Linked DNA regions of Mus musculus: regions 1 and 3 are each linked to region 2. A link is a loop called in an ENCODE intact Hi-C map of the cell type or tissue named here. Cell type or tissue: heart. All regions are shown on one strand. Region 1 overlaps Il13ra1 (interleukin 13 receptor, alpha 1). Region 2 holds the start of Il13ra1 (interleukin 13 receptor, alpha 1). Region 3 overlaps Gm42406 (a long non-coding RNA gene).

The links. Peaks named below come from ENCODE experiments on the same cell type or tissue, not always from the same donor. Only the 100,000 strongest peaks of a DNase experiment are listed, where the experiment ranks them.
Region 1: it touches region 2 in a loop (2.1-fold over the local background); 2 of 42 quality-filtered maps call a loop at or near these places.
Region 3: a loop joins it to region 2, with 3 times the contacts of the local background. A loop is called at or near these places in 6 of 42 quality-filtered maps.

Annotation. Positions count from the first base shown.
Region 1 is chrX:36,161,187-36,163,686 of GRCm38, reverse strand. The region is part of intron 10 of Il13ra1 (interleukin 13 receptor, alpha 1); the gene reads right to left. All of the region lies in intron 2 of Gm42406 (a long non-coding RNA gene), which reads left to right. Among named protein-coding and RNA genes, the nearest start is that of Zcchc12, 33 kb to the left of the region's middle. In heart, no CTCF peak of the experiment used is centred here; no DNase peak of the experiment used is centred here.
Region 2 is chrX:36,111,170-36,113,669 of GRCm38, reverse strand. It overlaps Il13ra1 (interleukin 13 receptor, alpha 1), which reads right to left and starts at 1,562. Exons shown (of 11, transcript NM_133990.5): 1 at 1,395-1,562. The coding sequence starts at 1,476. In heart, no CTCF peak of the experiment used is centred here; a DNase peak (open chromatin) is centred at 1,469; H3K4me3 peaks cover 1,171 bases; H3K27ac peaks cover 871 bases.
Region 3 is chrX:36,182,850-36,185,349 of GRCm38, reverse strand. The region is part of intron 2 of Gm42406 (a long non-coding RNA gene); the gene reads left to right. Among named protein-coding and RNA genes, the nearest start is that of Zcchc12, 12 kb to the left of the region's middle. In heart, a CTCF peak has its summit at 1,488; no DNase peak of the experiment used is centred here.

The DNA.
Region 1 (2,500 bases), 50 kb before region 2:
TGCAACAGCCCTGCTGTTCCTTTTGATCACCCATCATCTCTGCCCCCTCCTCTGCAAGGATCCCTGAGCCTTGGTTACCCAGAGCCAGAAAGATAAACATCACATGTTTTCTCTCATCTGTGATGTTAGCTTTGAATCTTCAGATATGTTTGGTTTATTTGGAATACCCATAAAGGTATGGAAATTACTAACATCCCACAGAAAAGCATGAGAAAGGGAGAGGAGACAAAATGTACTGGTATAAATGGTTTAAAGTTAATAACGGAACAGGAAGTGTTAAAGTGGATAGGGGATGGGAGAAGAGGCTAGAGGAAGAAACCCATGCAGGAGAAATTAACACCAAAGCCATTTAGAGGAAACTTCGTACTGTAGAAGCTTCCCTATCATGTTCCAATGAATATTCTCAATGGGGTGGTCACAGAGATAGCCCTGGTTGAATCAAATGGATCACAAAACAAACCCAAAACTCAAGAATCCAGGAAAGGGCATTTCCATTAGGGAAAGGAGGGCGTGGAGTTGATTGAGATGAGAAAGAATAAGGGATGATGTGTGTGGGGTCAGCTGTAATACAGAATACATGGGCTGTCATACATTATGTTCGTGGATTTTTTTCTCTCTCTCCATCCTCTTTCTCCCCTTATTAGCATCATAGCCTTTCTGTAGGCAATGCATGAAATATGCCCATGTAAGAGAGAAAGAAGGAACACAGGCTCTCACCTAGGATTCAATTTTATGAATTTTATGCCAGCCTAATTTTAAAATCCATAAAATTACCAATCCACAGTTCAATCTTTAATCTGTCATTTAAGATAAAAGAAATGAATCATCAAAAATAGAATAGTGGCCAGAGATGAAAGCATCACAGGTTTTTAGAGTGTAAAGCAATACATTCAAGAGTATTATAGAATATCCGGTCTCAATTTAACATTATTTACAAGTTTGATTACAGTATTTCTCAATGTCTACTTACTAAGTACAGTAAGCTTTGTACAGAATAGCAGTCTTTTAGACACAGTAGAACCTATTTCATACCCCAGTCCTTTTCTGAGCAACAGTTTAAAAAAAAAAAAAAGGCTGAACAGGACAAATTGGAGATCCCACATATAAGAGAACCTGTTGAATGTGGAATGAAAGAGACTAATTTGAATTTGAAACTATTTGCTGTGTCCATTAACCCAATTCCTCATTTTAGAAAAAGAAAAATAATTAAGCATGCATTCTGCCCTTCTAGCAGAAATTGAATTTCAGAGCAGCCAATGAGCCTAGCTGACAACCAAAAAGAAATGCTTCACAGGAAACTGCACTTTAAGGACACCTCAAACCGAGGAAAGCAATGGGATCCTCTGGTGTGAAAGGCATCCGCTGAAGGTTTGACAGGGTGTCAGCACAATACCCAACAAAGTATCTCCAAGTGCCACAGGTTGGGGGTGGGGGAGGGGACTGGGAAGAATGCAAGTAACAGGAGAGAATATGCTGGTGTAATCTTAAAAACCGTGGTTAATCTTAGCCCCGCTGATGCTGGGATAATTGGATAGCATCTACCTCTAGACAACTAAGACACCTGAAAAAAAATCCCAGCAGGGCCTGAGCCTTAATTGATATTAGGAACTCATAATTTTTAAAGCACAGCGATGCTCGCACAGCTGCAGAGGAAAGTATTCTTTGGTTTTTTTGCCTGTTTGTTTGTTTGGTTGGTTGGTTGGTTTTTGTTTTCAAAGATATATACTGAAGTAAAAAATTTAAATATTTGGAATTTTAAAAGCTAGTTTTTGTCTGAACATGTACAAGTGGCACAGCACAGTTGCCTGCCCAGAAATGTGAGGAAAAGAGTGTGCTTTTCTTTTTTAATGGATGCAAGAAACAGAGCTATAGAAGGGTAGCAATTCCTTCTGCGATCCCCTCCCCCACCCCGAGTGTGGCCAGCAGCCCATTCAGTCACATGGAAAAGGCAAACAGCAAAGCAACAGGAGAATTGCTGTTGGCCAAACTGTTACTACAGTGACGAGCACAACAGCATAAAACCACTAGAACCCTTAAGAAAAACTGCACGGACCACTGATTTGTGCTCACATCTAAATACATTGTTTTAAAGGAGCATTATCAATGAAAGTAATGGGTATTTAAAATTCATGGCTTTTTTTTATTTGCATTAAAAGATGACATCTTTGGGCTACTTGGTTCTAGTCCAGGTTTTATAGTCACTTCTCTCCTTTAGAGACTTCTTGGTGGCTCCCAAAATCCCTGTCTCTAATGACGATGTTAGAAGAAAATCTAGGATTTTGCAAATTTGTAATTCAGTATGTGTCTCATCAGACAGCATTCAAGGTCATGTATGTGACCTTATGTGACTAAGTGATTCTGGAAGGAAAAAGCTGCCATTTTAGAGCATGTACATCACTTGTGAGGACTACTTCTGTGTAAAGGAGGCAGATTATGGAGTCTGTAAGATGGGCTCATGGGTGATGGCTCTTGTTTGTTGCTCAAGCCCAGAAACCTGACT
Region 2 (2,500 bases):
AATTATCAGTGTGACTCAGCCCTAGAGCACTTAGCTAGCTTGCATGAAGCCCTTAGGTACCCTCTCCAGGAACCCAGGAAAAAAAGGGCAATTATTAACTGCTGAACTTAAGCATCCCTCAGATGTCACTCAACACTAATTTTTCAGTAAAGTCTTTCCACTCCACTCCGTGCCATTTACAGCTGTAACTCCCTACTCTCATCTTGTTTCTCTCCATAGCACTTTAGTGGTATGTGACATATCTTACCTTAACACAGAAACACACACCCTTTGCCAAGAGTACATGTAACTAGCTTCGTGACTCCAGGACTTGGTCCATTTTTCTCACTATTACATCCTCAGCCCCTAGAAACACCGCCTGTCATAGATACTACATATATTTTGTTGACAGAGCATGGGGATTTCCTAATTAACATTTCAGCTTTCGTTTCAAAACACAGCACACTTGGTAAACATTCGTTAGCAACTCTGTGTGTGTGTGTGTGTGTGTGTGTGTGTGTGTGTTGGAGAGAGAGAGAGAGAGAGAGAGAGAGAGAGAATAAAACCTATTTTAAAAGGCCCCGATTGCCACGCTTGCCAAGCCTAGTCCATGAGGAAATCATTCACCTTCGATTTTCACAGCAACTGCCAAGTTCATTAGTTAAAAATTGTTCACAAACATTAAGGCAATGGTGCAACTTCCTAAACAATGTACAACTTTTCTGTAAATTTAAGATTATCTTCCACGAAATACTGTTTATTAAAGTTGGAAGAGGTCTGTCCGGATGCTGGACAGGCGTTCTCAGCAGATTTCTTAATGCCAGAGGAAGCCTTGACCTCTTGTGTCCTTTTGCTACTAGGACTAAGATCCATCTTTAGACTCCCTTTAACTTCCACTGCTAAAAGCCACACTTCCAAACTGAGCATCTAAGAGGCTCAGGGCAAGGAGCCCTCAGGAAGTTCCAGCTCACCAGGACTTAGTCGCCATCCCAAGGTTCCTCATCCCTTCAAAGGCAAAGCCACTTTGTAAGAGTCATTTGAGCAAAAATCTGTTCCCTTCAGTCCCCTTCCTCTAGACGCCAGCCTTCTTGGCTCTTCCCTAGTGCTCAAGGGAAGTGAGATGGCCAGTCGCCGGGTCTGGCTCCCCCTCTCCCTGCCACAGAGCCTGGGAAATCCCCCCCGCACCCAGGTCCCTCAAATCCAACAGGATCACGGAGACTCAGCATGAAAGGCAAAGGCTGGCGACTTAGCACGGGACATCGAAGGGCCGACCACCTCAGTGCGCGCACCCTGACCAAGGCGATCGAACTCCTGGCGCCCCGCCGGCCCAAGTCCCTGCCAAGCCTCGTCCTTCTCACACACCACCACCACCCCCAACCCCCTGGTGGCTGTCACCAGCCGGGGACCACACTCACCTGTGGCCGCGGCAACTTGGCCCACGGTGGCGGTCCACAGTAGCAGCACCAACAGCTCGCCCAGCAGCGCTGGCCGCGCCATGCAGCCCCTCGCCTCGGAGCGTGGCCCGGCTGGAGCCGCGGCAGTCTCCGCCTCCTCTGTTCTTGCTCCCACTTCCCGGCCGCCGCGCGCTGGAGGCCAGAGCCGGCGCAGACGGGAAGGGCCGCCCCGCCCACGGCCGCAGGTAACCCGAGCGCGCGGGGGCGTCTGGGCGCAGGCAGTGGAAGGGATTGGGCGGGGCCGGCGGCTCTGAGACTCCCACCGAGTGACACCTGGCCTCCCTCCGCGCCACCACCTGTCACAGCTACCTGGGAGTCCTTTGGAAGACCCAAGGCGACTTCCCCTGGAGCTTTGTGGCAGGGCTCCAAAGACTGGCCTCTTCTCACTCCCACTTTGATCAGGATGTGTGGTTGTCCCGAGTGCCAAAGGCTGCACCCTGCTACACACTAGGGCAGGGTCATGTAGGAAAAGAACCTTGGCCTGGGAATCTGGAAACCTGGCATCTAGCCTTAGGTCTCTGAGCCCTTTGTTTCCGAAGTTCTGACTCCTAGAATAGTAATACCAACCTTCTTTATTTCTCTGGATGGACTTGGAAGTGTAGATTGGGGACTTTAGTGGCACCCTGCTTTGTGGAAGGGACAACGGTATATTTGAAAGCTGGTAATAATTGAATTGGGTTTTTAAAGTGACATTCCCGAAACAAGGGATAGTGTCACTATCCTGTGTACCTGTGTTGTTAAAACACACACTCAGCTTAATATAGTTTTAGGTTTCGAGGTACATACTATGGACAGGTATGGTGTTTCATGCCTGAGCACTGTGGCCTAGATTAAACAAGTGCTTAACAATTCTGGGACTGAAGTAGGATTGTCACCAATTACAGGAGAGGTGGGGGGGGGAGGGCGGGAGGGGGGAGAGGGCAGAGATTGAGAGGTTGTAAAGCTTAGTGAGTAAAGATGGAGGAAGAAGAAAACTGAGCCCTGCAAGTTGCCCTCTGACCTCCACGTGGGCACCATGGCATGTGTGTGCACATGCATGCACACCTACATAAGCATAATGAAAAACT
Region 3 (2,500 bases), 72 kb before region 2:
TTCTTTTTTTCCAATTTTTATTAGATATTTTCTTCATTTACATTTCAAATGCTATCCCGAAAGTCCCCTATACCCTCCCCCCACCCTGCTCCCCTACCCACCCACTCCCACTTCTTGGTCCTGGAGTTCCCCTACATATAAAGTTTGCAAGACCAAGGGGCCTCTCTTCCCAGTGATGGCCAACTAGGCCATCTTCTGCTACATATGCAGCTAGAGACATGAGCTCTGGGGGTACTGGTTAGTTCATATTGTTGCTTCACCTATAGGGTTGCAGACCCCTTCAGCTCCTTGGGTACTTTCTCTAGCTCCTCCACTGGGGACCCTGTGTTCCATCCTATAGATGACTGTGAGCATCCACTTCTGTATTTGCCAGGCACTGGCATAGTCTCACACGAGACAGCTATATCAGGGTCCTTTCAGCAAAATCTTGCTGGCATGTATAAGCTCAATTCTTTATTCCTTGTTTTGCTAACCACTACTAATGCTGGAGTGGGTCCTTGAACACCTGAAGTCACACCTTTGCCACGGCCCTGTGTTGAAACAATCTCAGTATTCTAACAGCCAGAGCTCTTTCTATAAACAGGTGAGAAGAGTGGCATATATTATGTGCTTACTGTGCGCTAGACTTTAAGTGCTTCTCCAGTGGTAACTCAAAAATACCCTCTACAGTTGTAACTGTTATTTTATTTTCCTGGTGCTGGGGATGGAACCTGGGGTCTTGTGCATATTACAGGAGTGCTCTAGCACTGAGCTACACCCTCAGCGTGTGTGTCTAATCCACTGTTGAACTAGTGAGGAATGTGAAAGGAAAATTTTGATATCTTGATTTTTATCCAGACTTTATACGCTAGAATATTAAGATACCTCGTTCTATGTGTTCAATTGAATGTATAGGACAATGATCATATTGGTTCAGTTCAAACCAAACATGGTTGTGATGCTTGCAATCCCAGCACTTGGGAAGCTGAGACAGGGTGGTCATGAGTTTGAGGCCAGCCTGGTCTATATAGTGAAATTTCACCTACTTTTTGAGGCTCCCCCATTACCTGCTCTCACTGCATCATCAGCCTTTCCCTCAGAGTGGTCTCTACACTAAAATTATTAGAGGTTGGAGACATGCTCAGTGGAAAAGCATTTGCCTAGCAGGCACAAGGCCCTTGGTTCAATTCTCTAACCCCCCCTACAAGTTACACTAGAATTCAGTTTGCTGGAGGGATATATATGTTTTCGCTCATGAATGTATGCCCAGTGTCCAACACAATATAGTTACTAAATGAATGTTTGTTGAATAATAAATAAATGAATATCAGTAAATAAATGGATGAACAAAGATCCAGTTCCACTTCACAAGAGGATGTTAGCAAAATGAAACAAAACTGAGATACAAAACCATGATAGAATTTTAAGAACTAAAAGTGAGAGACAAAAGTCTCATAAAAAGGAGGGGTCATGTCCTCTCAAATGGCTTTCATAAAGCTGCCATTACAGTTTCTATGTGCAGCCCCCAGGTGGCAGTAGTGTGTTACTCTTGGGCAGCAAGGGCAGGGTGAGTACTCATTTTCCCACCTCCTACCCAAGACTGTATAGCAAGCTTAGATTTCCTGGCCCTGTGCTAGAAGAAGACAGGCAAAGTGAATTCTGGTTGCAAACTATTTGGTCTTTCTCTGGTGAATAGCTCTGGTGACCCTCCCTCTTTTTTAATGTTATATTTATTTATTTATCCTGGATATTGGTATTTAGTTATCCATGGGTACTCTGGTATGCCTATGGTGTCAGAGGACAACATGTGGGAGTTGATTCTCTTTTTCTACCAAGTGCATCCTGGAGATTGAACTCAAGTTGTCCACCTTTGCAGCAAGTGAGCCATCAGTGAACCATCTCAACAGCCATATAAATATATACTTCTATTTGCATGCACAGTAATAGAGCACATTATAACGATTCATATACATATATGTGTTAAATCATATAAAATAATTATATTTTGTTCTTGCTATTATTAATTCCTTGCTATTGCTTCCCTATCTTCAAATAGTCTCTCCTCCTGCTTTCACATCACACACACCCCATCACTTTCTCTTCTTCTCCTCTTTTCCCTCCCTCTAGTCCTCTTCTTCACCTCCTTTTCTTCACCTTTGCTCTTCTCTCCCCTCTACATACTCACACTTAAATCTAGATTCCAAATGCCAGAGAAAACATGGGCTACTTGCCCCTGACTTTTGAAGCTCAAAGCTGTCCCTGAGTGCCTGATCATGTCTGGAAATCATGGCCTAATGATTCTCTCTAGAACTCCACAACCCACGTATCCAAAATAGAATTATTTTTTCTCATCCACTCCCAAATTCCCTGTGGTTTTTTTTTTTTTTTTGTATCTACATTTTTTTTTAGATAGTGTCTCAAGATGTAGACCAGATTGGCTTCTAACTTGCAGTCCTCTTGCCTCATCCTCCGGACAGCTGGGATTCCAGATATGTGCCTCCAGGTCCTGTTCTGTCATTTA